Linked DNA regions of Mus musculus: region 1 is linked to region 2. A link is a loop called in an ENCODE intact Hi-C map of the cell type or tissue named here. Cell type or tissue: left cerebral cortex. All regions are shown on one strand. Links, peaks and the distances in the headings refer to the core of each region. The heading gives the core; the rest is flanking DNA. Region 1 has its middle 35 kb from the start of Gm32773. Region 2 has its middle 40 kb from the start of 1700101O22Rik.

Evidence for each region. Hi-C counts contacts between places; a loop is a spot of excess contacts. Peaks named below come from ENCODE experiments on the same cell type or tissue, not always from the same donor. Only the 100,000 strongest peaks of a DNase experiment are listed, where the experiment ranks them.
Region 1: it touches region 2 in a loop (7-fold over the local background); 2 of 42 quality-filtered maps call a loop at or near these places.

Annotation. Positions count from the first base shown.
Region 1 is chr12:7,328,284-7,338,529 of GRCm38, reverse strand. No RefSeq gene overlaps it. Among named protein-coding and RNA genes, the nearest start is that of Gm32773, 35 kb to the right of the region's middle. In left cerebral cortex, for the core only: no CTCF peak of the experiment used is centred there; DNase peaks (open chromatin) are centred at 4,796, 5,316 and 5,601; H3K27ac peaks cover 623 bases.
Region 2 is chr12:7,415,237-7,425,482 of GRCm38, reverse strand. It overlaps the pseudogene Gm9139. Among named protein-coding and RNA genes, the nearest start is that of 1700101O22Rik, 40 kb to the right of the region's middle. In left cerebral cortex, for the core only: no CTCF peak of the experiment used is centred there; DNase peaks (open chromatin) are centred at 3,421, 3,955, 6,341, 7,856 and 2 more places; H3K27ac peaks cover 2,395 bases.

The sequences.
Region 1 (10,246 bases), core at 974-8,973, 87 kb after region 2:
GTATAACGCTTTCTGTAACAATATGAGCTATCCAACAGGGAGAAAGTTTTCTGGCTAGTTGAAATTTAAGTTTTCCTTTCCTGTTCTGTATATTTTACCAGATATTTAAAAAATATCAGAAAACTCCTTCTGAGAGGAAAAGAAAATTGCTTCCTCCTGCCCTTCTTGGCACTAATCATCACAATTCTCTCAGTGTTTGTTCAGACTACAGAGATGTCACTTGAGCATGCTGGTCTATTCCATTTCCAAGGAACCTCAGAAGTTACAAGAACAAAAGCCCACAAGGGAAGCTCTATACACTGGGGCTTGACAACTAGGCAAGCTTACTTGCCACTTAGCCCATGAGACCTAGCAGATATTCTACAGCTTGAACTGTCTGTGAAGTTGTTAAGATAAATCAGTTTGTGATTCCTTCAAGCCAGTTACTTCAGGGTGACAGAAAAAAAGTTTGATGTTTCTGGATTTCATAGGGATGGACCCATTGCTACAGCTGATTTTGTTTTCAAGTGAAAACCTTGTGTAAACAGCAATGCTTTTGAATGCCAGTGATTAAGAATGACTTAATATTGCAGGTTGGAAGCAATGTTACTCTGCATTCAGGACAAATGTAAGTGTTCTTGTAGTAAGAATTTGCTTAAGTCTAATACTTGAATTATGTCACCAGTGGTTGGGAGACTATTGAACACACCCAGTTTTGTGATTTTTTTGAGACAAAAACATCCACTTCAAGATGATTGCTCAGATTGCCTGGGAATTTAGCAGTCTGTAATTAAATATTCAGTTTCTACTAAGACTGAGTAACAAAGCCGAACTGATTTTTTAAAAGAAGAGTTACCACTAGTGGATGGCAAAGCTCTTTTTTTTTTTTTTTTAGGGTCAGTATGTGCTAAGCTTCACATAGAGAAGTCTGACAAGGACTCTTGATAGCATTTCTATCTGCCACAGACACTTAAGCTATAGAGTACCTGCTAGGTCTCATGGGCTAAGTGGCAAGGAAGCTGGCATGGTTGTCAAGACCCAGTGTAGAGCATTCCTTGTTGTGTGCTTTTGTTCTTGTAACTTCTGAGGTTCCTTGGAAAATGGAATAGACCAGCATGCTCAAGTGACATCTCTGTAGTCTGAACAAACACTGAGAGAATTGTGATGATTAGTGCCAAGAAGGGCAGGAGGAAGCAATTTTCTTTTCCTCTCAGAAGGAGTTTTCTGATAATATTCAATAACGGATCCTCCCAGACATTTCACTGAGGTAGCAAACTCTGACAACCTTGCAGAATTTATACCCTTGCTTTTGTACACATGAACCTGCCAAGGTAAATGACTAATGTTTACTTAGCAATTATCTTGAACCAGTCTTTGCATTTGCATTCATTATCTCATTTAGTTTTCTCAACTCCTCTGAGGGAAGTACTGTGTTTTCATTTTTCAATGTATAAATACCAAAAAAACATTAAAATTTTGATTTGGCCCAAAGCTTTGAAGTTAGGAACTGTTAGTATGATTGAAACCTAGTAAATTAAGGCACCAGAAACTCAAATATCTATGTGGTCTAAAGCTAGATAAGACTTTCAGTTACATTCATTATACTATGCACTATTTGTAATAATATAATGTATAGCATTCTTTGTAATAATATAATGGATCAGCAGAATGGCTGTGGAGGGAAGGGGAAACCTCTCAACCTAAAGAAACTTATTATTATATAAAACAGGAAGTTAGTTTTTGGTGAGCAGAATAGACCTATTCTTGGCCCTATCTGTGGGAACTATTTTTGATGCTTTGCTATCAGATACACAGAAACAAATTCAGCATATCAATTTTGCACACTACTGGGACATGTGAAATTTGCTCCAATAATAAAACAACTAACCTGGATTAAGTCAGTACATAGTTAAATTTTCAATATTCCACTGTCATTTTTAAAATCAATTGGTGTTTTCCATAAGCAGGGTGGTTTGAGGGAGAGTGCTAAAGACAGCACCAAGGTTTTATCTTTTAGTTCTTGATTCTTCTCTTAGTCTTTTGCAGCTTTCCAAGTGATTTGCTATTTTGTTAGTATAGAGTTACACTGTTTTAAATTTGGTTTTCCCTACAAGCACACATTCTATAGGACAAGTAGCAACTGTGGTGACTCTGACAGATGCTTAGTACTTCACATACGAGTTCTGAAACAGGAGAAATAAGACACAAAGTGACCATTTGATACAGTGACTCAGAAGCTAGAAAATTCCCATTCATTTTCCTGTCCCCCACCTTCATTTCTGCTCCAAAGGGTGATTGGATGTGACACACTTAGTCTCTGGGACTTTTAAGTTAGTCAAGCAGGATTGCTTTCCCCTTCCCAATAGATATCAACTATGGTAAATAGCTAAGACAGAGGTTCTTTTAGGAGACACTATGTAAAGGGATAGGGTAAATTTTTTTACCAATATGCTACCATCCCTTCTTAAGAACCTCAATGGCCTGTTTGATTTAATTTTAATGAGATTAGCCATCTGTGAATTGGCTCGAAACTGGAAATTGGTTGGCCAGCCATGACTCTGTCCAAATGAGTCAAATCAGAATTCTGCTGCTGAGACCTAGAGATATTTTTGAACAAAAATATTTTTGATAGCCTGTCCATCTTACAGTTGTTGAGATACCTACCCACTGTCAACTAATCAATACTGCTTGGTGACTACTGATTGCTTTAATTCTACTTTGTGTGACAGCAACTGATCCTAATTTGACCTTGTTGACTAAGTGGCATCACTTGGCTTTGCTAATCTTAGATCCCATCAATCCCAAAATAGATTCAAGGAGCCCTAGTCAGTCAATGGTAGCCATTTTGATCAACTATCCTAGCATACATGAAGTCACTACCACTGAATTATTTTAGAATTCTAGGGCTGTGTCTGTTAACATCTCTCATACTTCGGTGAAGCATGTATTCTTTGGGAGATAAATAACAAAGTGAGTTGTTATGCAGAAAATCCATTCCAATGTTTTAATTTTCCAAAGCCAGTGGATATTTTCCTCTAATGCCAGAGAGCATTTGAACTTCACTTAATATAGGCCATGTTTATTCAATTCTGCAAAAACAGCTAGTAGGATCTCTCTTAAACACTTGATCTGTACTACACCAAATCCAAATTCTCTTTCACAAAATCATATCATTAAATTTGATTCAGTCCAACACCACATTCCTTCATTGTTCTCCAAAGGCTCTAGAGATCATTTCCACACAAGGATTCTGAGGATCAAAGCCAGAATGAGCACACTGTTTGGTGATGTCTTTATAATCCCAAATGTTTACCTTACCTTCTGTGAATCATTTGCTTGGTTTGACTCTGCTTGTAGCAGAAGTAACAAAATGTCCTGAGGATCTGTGTGCAGGAAAGTAGTCATTCTCTTTGCCAGATAACAAAATGGTAGAAGCAACTATGGTAAGTTCAGAAGAAAGAGGCTATCAACTTCAGATGGGACAAGGACTGCTTTTATATAAGAGAAGCTTTATAAAGAGCAGGAAACTGATATCATGTTTTCTTTATTCTAGATTTCCCTCCTGTTTTCTATATATTTCAGGATCCACATAACATATGGTCTCACATGACTGGCTTTCTTAAGTAGCATAAGAATTTAAGCAAGTCTTATCCACAGTGCACCAAACATCAGTGCCTTGTTTCTTCTAAAGCAAAATAGTATTTCATTGCCTAGATGTACTGGAGTTTATTTTCTGTTTGTTCATTAATTAATGTTTGTTTCCAGTTTTTACTTATTAGGAATAATGTTGCTGGGGACATTTATGAACAGGCTTCTGAGTAGTTTTTATTATTTTGTTTTCTTTCTCTTACATAAGTATCTGGGAATGAAATGGCTGGAGTCTACATTTCTTACAACCTCCATGAATTAAATATCCCATTTTTTGTTTTACTGACAGGGAAACTGAGGCTTTGGGGATTTAAAACAACTGCCATGTAAGCGAGCCAATAGAGATCAAGTTCCAATGGATATGAAGTCAAGATGTGGTGTTTTCCTTATGCTTCTTTGAGCATTGGAGACATAGTTTGTACACATGAACACACACACACACACACACACACTGGTTGATCACTTAGAAGTAGTTCACACAATGCTTGGGATGTGAGCAATTGATGCCAAAAGCCAAACTGACATGGTCATCCCCGACTTCCCTCTTCTCTCTACTTCCCTGATGCAAGCATGAGCTACAGCTGGGTCTACCTCTCTTGTCTGAAATTTTCAGAAGAAAAATGAATACTAGCCTCTCTTGGGGACAGGTCAGAACTGCATTCTCATATGAATGGGCCTTCAGAGCCAATTGGGTAGACACAATAGCATCTGCAGCAGAAGACTCCTCTGCAGCCCTCAGGGATGAACATGCCTACATGAGACATAAAGGCTGATCTGATTAAGAAGCTACGGAAAGACAGCAAGGTCACTCCCCAGGGACCGGGCTTCATTTCTCAGCCTAGGCCACTACTTCTGTGTACAAACTCAAGCTACGGAGAGCTTGTTACTTGAAATATGGCTCCTTCAGACTGACTGCTGTTTGCTCAACTAAGAGGCAGAAATCTTAAAAACTTTTATATATTTTTTAAGAGCAAGCAATTCAAAATTGGATTACCTTTCCACATTTTCATACAAAGTGGATTAATGTGGCCCTGTCTTTATTGCATCTTCCACTGTTGTCATTTCTGATTAAGCCAACACTATGAAGATGTATTACCAACTGGTATAAATGGGAACATTAAAACACTGGCTGTGTATCAGAGAAGCTCAAGGCAAGTTGATTTGTGCTACACACACCCCCGGTGCAATATATTTGGAATATTTCACATCTCTTTGGACAGAACAATCTTTCTGTGCTTCCCAAAGTAACATGAGATTAGTAAAACTGAGAAAAAATAGATGAAAGGAACAGGGCTAATTTTTGTTCTAGGCTGAGGTGTATATGGCTGAGGTGTATATGCCTTGTCATAATCTCAAGCTGGCTTTCCCCTTAAGGAGCAGATTAGAGCTGAGGTGTATATGCCTTGTCATAATCTCAAGCTGGCTTTCCCCTTAAGGAGCAGATTAGAGCTGAGGTGTATATGCCTTGTCATAATCTCAAGCTGGCTTTCCCCTTAAGGAGCAGATTAGAGCTGAGGTGTATATGCCTTGTCATAATCTCAAGCTGGCTTTCCCCTTAAGGAGCAGATTAGAATGAACAATTTGAATCGTGCCTGGGACTCCTAGTTCACAACGGGGGCTGCATGGGCATGGGCCACCCTATTGCTTGGGGCTATATTTCATCTCTGCCAGCTCACTACTGTTCTCTGAGTATCTCTATGGCTCAGAGTTTGGCTTCTCTGGAACTGTTCAAGTCTGAAAGGCAGCACTGATTTCTAAGAAGGTGCCACCTCAGTTTTAATCAGGAGGTACACATTCATTACTGATAGGTGCAGGTGACAGATGAAAACAGTTTGACAGGAGAAGCAGGAGATGAAGGTGAAGAGACATGATGGGTTCTTGGCAATAAGTTGCATATTCTTGACTCTGCTTTGTATCATTGTTGCTGGATATTTTTGAGAGGAGTTCTAGAGTACTCTGGCTTCAGTCCCTTTCTAGAACTGTCTGCCTGCAGTGTGACTCAAATTCTTCCTGGACCACTCTTCTTTTTTTGCTCCTTCGGGGCCTGGAGGAAAAATGGATGAGTCACAGCAACTTCTCTTTCTTGTCCTTCATGAATAGTGGGGAAAGCATCCATGAGTGCATCTTTAGGAGAACAGAAAGTGTTAAGTAAGGTGTGTGTGTGTGTGTGTGTGTGTGTGTGTGTGTGTGTGTGTGTGTGACTGGGAAAGGAACTGGTGACCTTCTGTGTATTAGGAAAGCACTCTGACATTGAGCTATACCACCATCCCTCACTAAGGTCTCCAAATCAGGTCAATTTTTATTGCTTTATAGCTTCTTATTTTAATCTGGCTTTATTCCAGGGTAGACTGCAGTTGAATATAATGGGAATAAGGAAAGTAGTGCACGTGTGCCCAGTGAGTTTTGGAGAAGCCATAGAAAGAAGGAATCATATGAATCACATTAATTATTAAAAATCAAATAAAATACTGGCACAGGATATAGTGAACTGAAGAGGCTAGCTTACCAATATGAGGGAAATTACTTCTATATGAGTTCAACTTGATCTAAAATTGACTGGGGGACTAGTTACCTAGTAGGGCTGCATTCTGAGAGGAAATGAGTTTGTAGATACAAACTATTGTAAGTAAGGCCAAAGAACTTGGTTCCTAGAACAAAGTGGAAATTGTCCTTTTTAAGACACCTGCTACACTTTTAGTAGAGTACGAGGAGACACCTAAAATCTAAGATTTAATTTAAATTCTTTACTTCAGCCTGTTTTCTAAATTATAGATCTGAGACTAGTGCACACTCAGTTATAACTTTGGCAAATGTTGATTAAAACAGAACGAATCACCTCCTCATGGAATTTCTAGATACACAGAAGAAATTGAGAGTGAAATAACAGCAGAAAGGAGAAAGTCTTCACTCTAGGGAGAGGAAAGGGATCATCTATTCTTCTCTGAGCTTTGATGTAGAGGCTGAAGGATGTTTGTGTGGGCAGAATGCAGTTTGTATTAAGGTAGGGTTTTTTTATGTTAGGGAACACAGAGACTTCTTGGCAGGAGAAACAATAGGAGGAAAAATTCTGTGGCACAAAGAAATAGCTTCTTTAAGAACTGGGCAAGCAGGCAGAACCCCCAGTGGAGTGAAAAGTACATCAATCCACCCACAAAACATTTGACCTCAAATTTGTCCTGTCTTCAGAAGGTGTGGAGAGAGCAATGGAGCAGAGACTAAAAGAATGGCCCACCAATGACTGGTCCAACTTGAGTCCCATCCCATGTGCAAGAACCAATCCCTGACACTATTAATGATATGCTGTTATGATTATAGACTAGAGCCTAGCATAACTGTCCTCTGAGAGGCTCCACCTTGCAGCTGACCAAAACAGATGCAGAGTCCCACAACCAGACATTAGATGGAACATGGGGACACTTTGGGAAAGTCAGGGGAAGAATTAAGGGGCATGGATGGGATAGGACTCCACGAGACTAACAGAGTCAACTACCTGGACCATTGGGGGCTCCCAGAGACTGAACCGACAACTAAAGGGCATACATACATGGTCTAAACCTAGCCCCCCCCCACACACACACATGTAGTAGATATGCTTCTTGGGTCTTCATGTGGGTCACCCAACAACTGGAGCAGAGGCTGTCCCTGACTCTACCTACCTGTGGATCCTGTTTTCCCTAAGTGGGCTACCTTGTCTGGCCCCAGTTTGAGAGGATGTGCCTAGTCTTTCAGAGACTTGATATGTGAGGGTAGGTTTGTACATGGTAGTTGTAGGTACTCTACAGTCTCAGATAAAAAGGGAGGGGCTGTTGGCTACTGGGAGGAAGGGGGACTGTGATTGGATGAAAGTTAAATAAATTAGTAAAGTAACAGAAATAAACAACCTGGCAAGCAAGTTCATGAGCCAGATGATTTGAGTCAAGGTATGTAGAATCATGGAGACAATGAAAACTGAAAGCTTGTTCTGCTCTAAGAACAAGCTCTTAAATAATTTTTATCTAGGCCTCATGTATTCACTAGCATTTGTGAAGAGTCATTTTGGATATGGCAAGGGTAGATGCATTAAAAGCAACTCAGAAACTGCATAGTACAAATCAGAGATCACAGTGCCTTGGAAAAAGAACATGGTGGCTCAAAGGGAAGAAGTGAATTTGTTAATAAGTATCTACTGCTAGATAACAATAGCACTTGCTAATTCAAGGGAGTGTCGAGAGACAACATTAGAACTGACTTGGAAGTGACTATTTTAATGTGTTGCATTTGCTACAGCCACAAGCATTGAGCTAATGCCATTGGTTGAGATTAGGTAAAAGTCTGCCTGGGTGAAAGGAAACAGCCTGTGCTGTGCTGAGTACAAACCTAAAGGATCCTTATGGGTTGGCCTTGCCTAGTTTAAGAAGGAGAGGTGAAGAAATGGTGGCGAACCAGTAAGAATGAAGGGAAATGTAGTAGAACAATTGAAACTATTCTATTCAACATTCTGAGAGGCTGTTTTACGCTATGGCTGGGCATTCTCTTGAGGGTGGGAGCTTAGGCTTTACATAGGACATGAACTCTAGTAGGAGATAAAGAACAAACAATAGGATGTGTAGGAAAAGTGTCAAGGTGATGGAGACAGAAAGGCCACAAGGAATTATGATGGTGCAACAATTGAAACTTGGATGCAGAAAACTGATGTGAAGTCTCTGAACTTGCAGCAAAATCAGAAAGAATGAAAACTCAGAGTGATAAAAATAAATGAACAAGGTGGACAGAGAAGAGTGGCATACATGAAGTCTGGTCAATAGCAATAGGTAAGGCAGGAAGACAGTAGACAGACTAATATCCATTTTTCACCAGAAAAAAAAATACCGTATATTTCATAATATAAGCTATACTTTTGACTGGTAACGAATGAAATATAAGCTATGTCTTATAAGCATTAAGCAAAGGATAAAAAGTTAGAAATGCATTCTCTGAATAGGAAAACTAATCTTAAATAATCTTCCGGAGTTTGTTTGTTTGTTTGTTTGTTTGTTTATTTATTGCTCTTTAACAGAAGCTGTTTAAAAAATAATGATGAACACTTACAGAATTTTATAGAAAATACAAAAACAAAAACAAAAATGTGGTGCAAGATGAATTTATCCAGCTAATTTACATGTAAGAAAGTGAAGAGTTTTAGAAAAGTATTTCCAGATATGTATAAGTTTAGATTATCTAGCCAATAATTATTCCAAGCACAGATATGCATGTACATACATATACAAATATGCAAGCGTGCACACACACACACACACACACACACACACACACACACAAACACACACACATCCCCCGATAACTGTACAGAAACTCTTGGAAGATTTAGTCTTTTGATAGGAAGAAAAGTAAGAAAGAAATTAAAAGAAATACAACCTCACAAAAATTTATGATATTTTAACATAAAGAAAAATGGAAGACAGCCCCATCGGAAAGAAAAATAAAACAGATTTTTATAATTTCATTTATAAGACTAACTATAAATGGAAAATACTGCAGCATGAATGATTGCTAGAGGAAGCATTTCAAAATTTTCAGATTTTATTGACAAAAAAGATAGCAGTACAGAAACAAGGAGAACTCTGTGCTCTAAAAATAGAGAAGAAATATGTTTCTCCTTCACTTCCACACCAAAATCAAGATTGAAGAAAGAGGGATTGAGCAAGTCTTTGCATTTCTTTCTGGGAGTATGAAATCAACTCACTTACTTTCTATTGATGAAATCATTACAGTACTTATATCCTAAATTAGAATTTTAGGATGTTGACTTGTACTGAGTATACTGTTGAAAACCAAAAGAGAATGGCCATGTGAGCACAATTTGAATACTGAATCAAACACCAACAGTATAAGGCCTTTATATTATATTAAAAACATGCTATTTTTATATAAATTATAGTGAGATATGATCCCATAATCCCTATGTTTGTTCTGATGTTTTCACCTAAAATATAGAGTTTTACATTTATGCTGTTTAAATTTATTCTTGTTAGTTTCAGCCTAGCATTTCTCCCTCCATCCAGGCTCTCTCATCAGACACTGGCTCCATCCATTTTAGCTTTACACCATCTGGAGACTTGGCCAACTGCCACTGATGCCTTCATATAAACTCTAGTTCTGAAAACTTTAATCAGTCAAGGGCTGAAGCCACATTTTGGGTACATTTTGGCATTCATGCATGTGCTATAAATCTAATATTTTCTAATGCACTTCTATAAAATCATTTTTAGGGAAAGAGTATAATATAGTTTTTTAGCCTAAATATTTCTCTGTATAAATCATGGTCAGTTTATGTACTATGTAAAACTTTTATTCCCTCACTAATAGTGTATCTCTTAGGAAAAGATGGATCTACCATTAAAAGATAATAGTAGTGAAGTACCATCAAATACTTGGCCAAACAATGGTGTCAATTTCTATATTACAAGCTAAAATCAGAAGTATGCATTATATGAGAAGCCAAAACTCCAGTAATGGACTGATATGTGTTATGCTATGGGAAGATTCTCTCACTAAGTGACATCTCTTCTGTCTTGACATCATTGTATTAACTTTAAAACAGTCACCTTAATTTCAGTAGTTCATCTGTGTCTTTGGTTAG
Region 2 (10,246 bases), core at 842-8,841:
AGGCTAGGAGATGAATTAATATAGGAAGTACTTCATATATGTATTACTATACTCTGAACCACTCCCTAAATTCAATGGCTCCAAGAATGACCATTTATAATCTCTCATTTAGGACTAGTCTCAGAACTATATGTGACTTTGGGTGGCTGTGCAGCCTTCACAAAATACAATAAGGCTATAATGTCTACAATGGCTCAATTATATAGCTGGCAGCATTTACTAGCTGAAGGTAAAGCTCAGCTGGGCTGTCAGCCAGCGCTTCTCAAGTCTCTTCCTTGTAGCCTCTCTACAAGAATTCACATCCACATAGCTGATGGCTGGATTCCAAGACTAGGAATCCAACCATTAGGGGGTGACACTTGAGGAAGCCCAAGCTTGGACACGGTGTATTACATATGTGCTGCATTTTACTGGTCAAAAGAAATTATATGTCCAATAAGGGAAAGGTTTTATGTGAACAAAAGCTTAAGGGAAAAATGTAGAGCTACAATGTATAGGAAGGTGTCTGCTGACCTTGGTTAAAGCCTTCAAAAGAAAGAACAGTTACTAGTAGCGATTTGTTCATGGCTTCACTATGTATATGTGGCAGGGCCAGTTAAATGCCTAACATATTTCATGACAAAGTTAAAGGCTAGAAGGGAGTGGAACGACAGAGATAACTTAGAGGTGGAGTGTCTGACTGTTCAAGGTCTGTGACTCTTGGTGTTTGATCGATCTAGAGAGAGAAAGAAAGAGGGAGAGGAGGAGAGGGATAGAGGAAGAAAGGCAGACAGACACAGAGAGAAACAAACAGAATGAGATGGAGAGAATGAGAATAAAAGACAGATTTCGTGACTCATGTATACAAAGGCAAAGCTCCATTTTCCGCGAAGGGCAAAACATTCTGCCCGCCAATATGTGTGAGACTGAGACTAGAGGCTCTCAAGATGCGACTTTTCTCACATCTTCCTTCTCATGCTATTGCTTTGGCCAATGCTTCTATTATCCAAGGCAAGTGAGTGCAGATCCCATTGTACACCTCTTCTGCAACATGTGGAAATAACTACTTCAATACTCGTTTTGAATTCTAGACTTTTCTCCCTATGTTCAAACTCAGTATTATGTATGAAAACCACAATCCAAATTCCTCATACTAGTCATTAAATAAAGGCTTGTAAGAACATTTGTGGACATTCAGGTTGTTTTTCTTGAATACAATATCTAGTTCTTCAGAGCTATTATGGGCTTTAACTATAGCATTTTCTATTAGCCTAAAAGTGTACCATTGATTATAAGGGGAATATGCTGTAAGAAAATTTATATCTGGCAAAGCAAACCTCTTGTTGTTGCAGAGTCTGGAAAGACTTAAACCACATTTGAAAACTTTTACTGCCCTGTTTTGAAAGCAGTGTGTACACACTATTGTCTGATGTCCTTTCTAAAACTCACACTTAAATTTACTCATCACTATAATGGAATGAAGAAGTAAGACTTTCAGGAAGAAACTTAGAACTTTCAGGCACCACCTTTATGAACTGATGAGTGCTATGATTGTAAGAGTGTGGGCTAGTTATAAGCATGAATTTTCTTTGCACATGAATTCTATTTCATCCTTTGACTGTTTTGTGCATGCTGTGTTTCCTTACTCTACTCTCATGTTTTCACACAATACAAATGGCCTTATCCTATAGATGGTGAAACTATGGTCTTAGACTCTGGCCTCTAGATGAAGACTCAAATAAATATGTATTATTTATAATTTACCCAGATTGTGTACCCTATTTTAATAGCAGAAAATTGCCTAAGTCAATGCAAATTCATTCAAAATAACATGTGCTCATATATCTAAAGAATACACATGCATAATGATTGATTATTAGATTATATCCTTATGGTGTCTTAAAAATGACAGTTCAAAAATACTTGCTGCAACATTTATCCTGAGATATAATTACCTACCTTAAGGTAACTCACATAAAGAATATTATTAGCATTAGCTTCAAGAAGTATAGCACTGTGACTCTGACATTTCACATGGAATAAGTCATAAAGTAATATTTCTTTTTCCTATTGTTCATATGTTCTATACACTTTATCTACACAGCAGTTGAGATGAAGCTACCCAGATTTCTAAGAAGGAAAATAGCCCCAGCAATGCTAGTTCCCTTCCTTTCTGATGAGACATGGGACAAGCCCCTGAACAGAAGAGACTGAAGTTAGTAAATGTAAATGTCTTAGTCTAGGCCACTGGAAGCAGCAGAATAGTGAGCAGCTTCTGTCTCTGAACACAGTGCAGAAACACTTCAGCCCAGTGGCTAAACTCCCAAAGTAACATAATATGTACATAGTAGATGCAAATTCAAATCTGCTTCAGTTCCCTGGACTCAATTTCCTTATGTGTGAAATCAGATAACTCTCTGGATTTTTGTAAAAATTTATATTATATGGCATAGTGCCATGTAGCAGAACAAACCCAATTGGTTTAAATTATACAGAAAGCCATTTACATTATATTGGTATTTTTGTAATAATGCTAGAAACTGAATTATCACTATATATTTATATATATTCTAAACATATACAAATACATATATATATAAAACATATATACACATGCATACATATGTAATGCCCACATATATACACACATATGTATACATACACACATGTATATAAATGTATACACACACATGTATATATATATGCACACATATGTATACACACACATATATACAAATACACACATATACTTGTGTGTCAAAATATATTTGTGCTTCTTTTTATTATATTACATCAATCAGAAAAATGTCATGGTTACAATGCCAGTGAAATATGTACAAGATGAACAGCTTCAACTCATGTCTGAGCACCATAGAGAAGGGCATATAAAAGTGCAAGCATATATTTAGACAAATATATTCAGATGCAGGTGCATGTGCATAAAAATTATCACTGTCTTTGGCAGCTTAGAAAATACCTGTAAAGTCTTTCCTTATAAGGTTTGTTGACTTATACAAACAGAATAATGACTGAAGAGAGATGTCCCTCATATTTCTTCCTGCCTGAGATTCTAAAGCATCTAGGCCATCTGAGTTCTCCTTTACATTTTGTCAGTTATATCAAAAGTGGCGTTGGTGGAAAAGCACTTACAGCAGGTCTGAGTGGGAGAGACATCAGCTGAGTTGCTATTCTAAGGTAGTGAACAGGATTCAGGGAACATCTTAAAGTTAGACAACTTGTTGTTGTTGTTGTTGTTGTTTTTAGCTCACTATATACTTTGGTTGTCCTGGCTGTAGTTCAGGCCAGCTTCAAATTCACAGAGATCTACCTGCCTCTGCTTGCTAAATTATAAGATTGAACTCAGGCACCAACATGATAACTTCTAGTTAAATCCAAAAACGAAATGGGATACAGAGAATTTAGCCCTGTTCTCTGTGACTCACCCTGCTGATTTATTCTTGTTTCTTTGGAGTATATATGAAGTCCCTGACTTTTGAAGTAGCTTATTTTAGGCTGCATATTCAGAACCTGTGTTTGTGAAGAACTTTTCCAACTGTGAAGTGTTGAAGGAGTTTGAGTTAAAGATGAACTTTTTGTTGGAGGATAAGGTAGGACAGAACCACTTGTGTCATGGGAAATTTTGCATTACTGTTCTAATTACTTTTCCTTGCTGAGATAAAACATTTTGACCAAAATGCAACTTGGGGAAGAAAGAGCTTACTTGGCTTACACTTTCAGGACACAGTTCATGATTAAGGGAAATGAGAGCAGCAAATCTGAAGTAGAAACCATGAAAGAAGCCTGTTATCTGGTCACTCTCTAGATCATATTTAGCTAGCTTCCTTATAGAGCCACAAATTTGTGTGTGTCCATTCCCATCAATCAACAATTGAGACCATCCCACACAGGTATTTTCATAGGCCAGTCTCATCAAGGCAATTTCTCAATTGAGGTTTTCCTCTCAGAAAACTATAACCTGTGTTAAGTTGACAGTTAAAGCCAACCAGAGAAACTGCTCTGTTCTATAGAGGTGGTGTTTCTCAATAATGAGCTGTTCTGCATCAAGAAAAGACTCAGCTCTGTTCTTACTCCACACTTCATAACTGAATTTCCCAATAAAGTAGGCATTTTCCACATGAACCATTCAGAAAATTTACATATTTCAAAAATCTATCATGGACAAGTTAAAAAATGTAATATTACTGACATACTGATTATATGTTGATATTCAAGAAGATAAAGTATTAAAATTTAATTTTATCTGGATTTGTATGTCTTTCAATGTGACCACCATAAAATCTAAACTTGCAGATATGACACACACTTTACTTATATTAATATAAGACTGCTGCCTAGATACTGCTCATTTAAAAAATATATGTAAGGCTCAAACATCTAAGGGGAAAGTCCTTAGATAACTAACTTGTTATTTCTTATTTATGGTGATTAGATAGAAGTGATTCAGTAGACTATAGAAAAAATGTGAAATTTGAGAAGGGAGAGAAAGGAGATAGGAAAGATATTAATAAAGTAACTAGCATGGAGGGCTGGAGAGATGGCTCGGCCATTAAAGAGTGGACTCACAACTGAAATATGGTATAGAATAGAAACTATTTTTTATTATTTGTAATATAGTCTTTGTAATAAAAAAGAGTAGAGACCAAGCAATTCAAGCTGTCTATTAATGATGGTGTGTTAAGATGTTGATGATGTTTGATGTATTTCAAAGTATTATTGGTGTAACTGGGCTGGAGAGCTTAACAATAGTTTTATGTATTATCAGTGAATACAGATAAAATGCCTTACTCCCATCCCAGCCAAAACCCAAATTGTAGGACACTAAATAGATTTAAGCAGCTAACTTATCACTATATCAGAAATCTAAGATGTTTTGTATCTCTTGAGTCACTGAGAGACCAGAGTAGTTTTGAATATTAGAATAAATCATCTCTAAGTTTTCAGTTTTCATATAATTTTCAATGTCTATGGTTGATGTTCCTTCAGCAGGATTGCATTCAGCACCACGGAGAGCTCATTCTCCCACAGGGCACTCAAATCATTTCTGCATCTCTCTCTCCCTCCCTCCCTCCCTCCCTCCCTTCCTCCCTCCCTCTCCCCCTCCCTTCCTCCCTCCCTCTCCCCCTCCCTCCCTCTCCCCCTCCCTCCCTCCCTCCCTCTCGCTCCCCCTCCCTCCCTCTCCCCCTCCCTCCCTTTCCCCCTTCCTCCCTCATCCCTCCCTCCCCCTTCCTCCCTCTGTCTCTCTCTCTCTCTTTCTCTCTCTCTCTCTCTCTCTCTCCAGAAACTGAAGCAGAGGAGAGATATCCCCATTCACACAGTCATGTCTTTTTCCCATTATACTTCTTTAATGCCATTACAGACAATTCAACTTTTTAAAATGTGTGTCTCAGTTTCCTTTTTGTTGCTTTTGTTGTTGTGATGAAACACTACGAAAAAGGCAATTTATAAAAGAACAATGTTTATTAGGGATGACCATTTCAGAAGGTTAGTTCAGTCCATGACCATGAGAGTGGGGTGTCTGGCAGCCAGTGCTTCAGTATTGTTCTGGAGCAAAGTCAAGATCTCACATCTTGACACAGCAACCATGAGGCAGAGAGAGCAATAACTTGAAATGATATGGGCTTTTGAAATCAAATCTCCAGAGACTCACCTCCTTTAGCAAGTCCCTACCTCCTAATTCTTCTCAAATAGTCACACCAACTGGGACAAAGCATTAAAACATATGAGTGTTTGGAGCCATTCTCATTGAAACTATCACAGGTAGACTTGTGATTTTGTATTTATGTTTCAAATGACCTACTTGTGAAGGTAAGGTGTGCAACGTAGGGAATAGTTTACCTAAAAAGAGTTCAAAGAGTTCATTTTGGGCTAATTTTTCACAAAAAGGCTTATAGAAATGAGTTTTGGGGTTTTTTTGTTTGTTTGTTTTGTTTTGATTTTTAAAGAAAGTGCTCTAATGAGAATGCAAATCTTGAGAATAATGCATAGAGAAAACAGTGGCCTCCCCAGAAGTGGACAAACTTCACACATTGCTGTCTGCTGCTCCATGCTCCTGATATATCATGGGAGAGTAGAGAAAGTGATCCTGTGAATTTCAGTATGTCTCCTTGATTCTATTTCCTCTAGCTGTATTTCATCTGCCTCTGGGGGTTTGGATCCTCAAAGTTGCTCAAGAGAAAGCATTGCCTTCTTTGTCATCTTCTAGTTAGGTCCTTCTGTCCCTGGGGCTGCCTTTAGGCCTCTAAGGAGAAACTATGTAGCTGTGATATGGAGCTTTACAAATATGCAAAACCTTGGTAATTTTATATACCACAGGAAGATACAAAAAATTCTGCAAGGCTGATTATGAAAAGTATGTCTTCCTATGCTCCAACTGCTGCCCAGGAGAACTTTGCCACAGTCTTACCTCTCTGGAGTCTCTGCCTTTATGTTTCTCAGTACTGCAGTTGCAGTGGCTTTTTCAGCATTTCCTTTTAAGGCTTGTCTATCGACTTAGTGGGGAGAGCTAGTTCAGTTTGCAGTGTATGATCCTCATATGTATTATTGCCCATTCTACCAAAATCCTTAAAGCTTCAGGTGACAATATCACACACACAGAGACACACTGACAGAAGAAAGCACACACATACACACAGACACATATGCAGACATACAGACACAATTCCACTGACAGACACAGAGACACTTACACACACAGACACATACACACATGTACACACAGTCACAGATGTAAACACATACAGACATACACAGACACACATGCACACACACACACACACATACAGACACATACACACAGACAAAATCATACTGACACATACACACATATACACACACAGACACAAACATAGACAGACACAAACACAGACACACACAAACACATGTACACACAGAGACACACATATACACAGATACAGGCACAGACACACATACACACATGTATACACAGAGACACATATAAACACAGACACATGCAGACACAAACACAGACACACATACAAACAGACACAGACAGCAACAGACATACACACACACACACACACACACAGAAACGCACAGAGACACAAACATAGACAAATACAAACATATACACAGACACAACACAGACATACACACACAAGAGACACACACACACAGATACACACAGATACAAGCACAGACACACACAGAGACCCAGACATACATACACACAGAGACATACATTCCATCCTCACTCATTCTTTGTCATTCAATATCTGATTTCCCGAGAACTAGTAATTTTTTTCTTTTTGTATGCTTAATGTATGTTCCAAGAATTACCCCAATCATCCCCAAATTTCAATTGCTATGCATTTTTATGTAAAAGATATCCATAAAAAGACTTTTGGTGCCCTGAATATGGCCAGCTAGGACACATCTCAGATAGGAAGTTCATCGCCCAGGTGCAGAGGATAGACTATAAATGTGAGCTGGTGCCCCAGAGATTGGTCATCTTTATAGAGAAGACCAAGGACGGGCAGATCTTGCCTGTCCCAAATGTGGTGGTTCGAGATGTAGCCTGTGGCGCTAACCACACACTGGTCCTGGACTCTCAGAAGTGAATCTTTGGGGCTTTGGTGGCTACAGCCGGCTGGGCCAAGCCGAGCAGAAGGATGAGATGGTGCCTCGCCTGGTGAAGCTGTTCAACTTCCCGGGGCATGGCACAAACCAGATCTATGCTGGCTATACCTGCTCCTTCGCTGTTAGTGAAGTTGGTGGCCACCAATACCCCTCGAGAGTCTACCATGTACCCAAAAGCAGTGCAGGACCTCTGCAGCTGGTGAATCCGGAGCCTTGCCCGTGTAGAGCAGCATCATTGTAAGAGCCAAGGAGAGTGCCATCAGCTGGGTCAGTCCCCAGCTTTCGGGGGATTGGGATATGGGGATCTCAAGCCCAAGCCTTCTGCTGCAGCTCAGTAGGTGAAGATTCTGGATGGCATCTTTCCTGAACAGGTGGCCATGGGCTATTCACACACTTTGGTGATAGTGCTCGATGAGAGATGAGACTGAGGAGAGGCTCCGGAGGCTGCCTGAGCACACCCCATGCCCCTTCTCGTGGCAGCTGTTCTTTTCACGTGCACTGGGATCAGAAGTCAGACAAGGAATTCAGGTGCAAGAGTTGACCAGGAGAGCATGGGGTAGCCTCCCTGAGGTTCTGCTTCCAAGAGATTCAATGTTAACTACATTTTCTGTATACTTTCCATCGTGCTTTTCCCTCAATGCTTGATTAAAACATTTGCTCATAAAAAAAGACATATATTTTTAAAGGTTTGGATGTTCTGCCTGCATTTATGTCTGTGTACCATGTAGATGACTAAAGAGTCCAGAAGGGGTCATTGGATCCCATGGAACTGGAGTTATAGGTGGTTGTGAGCCGCCATGTGGGTGCTGGCAACTGAAGCTAGATCCTTGGCTAGAGCAGCAAGTGATCTTCACGGCTGCGCATCTTTCCAATCCACAAACACATTTTGTTATTAATCATATTCATTTTAGAAAAAAATTGGTTCTTCTTACATCTATTAGAATTGCTTACTCTTGGATTATTTGTTCTTAAGACCTATTATACAGTGGGGTTTTCTGTATGTATCAGGATCCAGATTCCATGTCTTTTCATTTACCGTTTACTTCTTCAGTTCGGTAAAAACTCTTGTTGCTACCTCCTTGGGGAAAGGTGCAAGATAGGTGAATCTTCTCCGACGGCCATAGACACTGTACCTTCTATGTGAGAGTTTGGTTAAATGGGACATTTAAAACCACTGGTTCGCAACCTTCCAAATGCTGTGACCCTTTAATACAGTTCTTCATGTTGTGGTGACACTCCAATCATAAAATGAGTTTTCTTACTTCTTTGTAATTGTAATTTTGCTACTCTTATGAATTGTAATGTAAATACCTATGTTTTGTGGTGGTCTTAGGCAAGCCCTGGGAAAGGCTTATTTGACCCCCAAGGCAGCCATGACCCATAGGTTGAGCACCGCTGGTCTAAATTAAGGTGGGAAATATTCATTAATATGGAGGAAACTTTATTAAAATATACTTCATTCAAAAGTGTTACAGTGATATCTAATCTCTCTTGTGATAATCTAAATGTGAACTTTAAAAAATACAGACTTCTGGGGAAAAAATACTTGTTTCTCTGTACTCTGGGCTCAAACACTGTTGAGATGATGTTTTTGTAATCCCCACCCTTTGAAGCATCTCTCTCACTGTTTTTTTAATTCCTGCTGCATTTAGATTTTTGTTTCAACCCAATGTTTTGAAGCAATATTCTGTTAAACTTTATGGAGTATTTCATTCATTTTATTTTTAGGGCACCTAAAGTCAGTTTTCATTTGGAGAGCTCAGGAAATCGTTGCTAATTAATATTTTCTGAATCATGTTTTATATTTAATTTCTAAACTATTAATAAGACATTTTAAACAGTTTTTATTTCTCCTCTCATCTCTCTTCTTCACTTCACTTTCAGGCAGAAAGCAGAAAGTTTTCTACCACTTGGAATTTTTATTTTCATATCTCCGTGTTTATTTCTAAATATTCCTTATCCTGTGGCTGCTCTTTCTTGTAACTGTGTGATTGAACAGTGGAGAACATCTTTTCTCTTATTACACTAAGGATATGGAAGAGATTTTTTCATCTAATTCCAGTAAAATAGAAACACTTTTCTAGCTTTGATATTGCTTCATTTCCAACTTTCCCACATAGTGCTACATACTATGAACCACATATTACAATATTATAATCAATGTTTATCTTATATGCTTTAATAAATTCAAAGGGTATTATTTTAAAATACACTTTAATATTTGTGTTTTGTTCTTTGCCATTTGCTTAGCATCATGCTCAGTTTATTTTTCTTGCCTTATCATTTAAGGAGATGATAGTAAAACGTTGATAAGACATTCTATGTGTGCCTTTTTCCTTTTAACTCCATCTTTTCTTTTTGCAGCCCTAATTTTGGCCTTGGAGGTTGATGAGAGAAAAGAATAGCATGCTTGCTCTCAATTTTGTCTACTTTTACCCTACTCCCAGAGGACATCTCTATCTGCCACCAGATAACAAAATGTGGATGGCTGTTCCTCGGCTTATTCAAGAGAAGAAATGTTAACGTGTGGCTTCCTAAACAAGCTTTTCCTCATCCTCTTCTTCCTAGCTTCAACTTCATACCTAACATCTCTAAATACCGGCTATGGCCAATTCATACCCTTATAAGTCATCTTGAAGTCTATGACCCC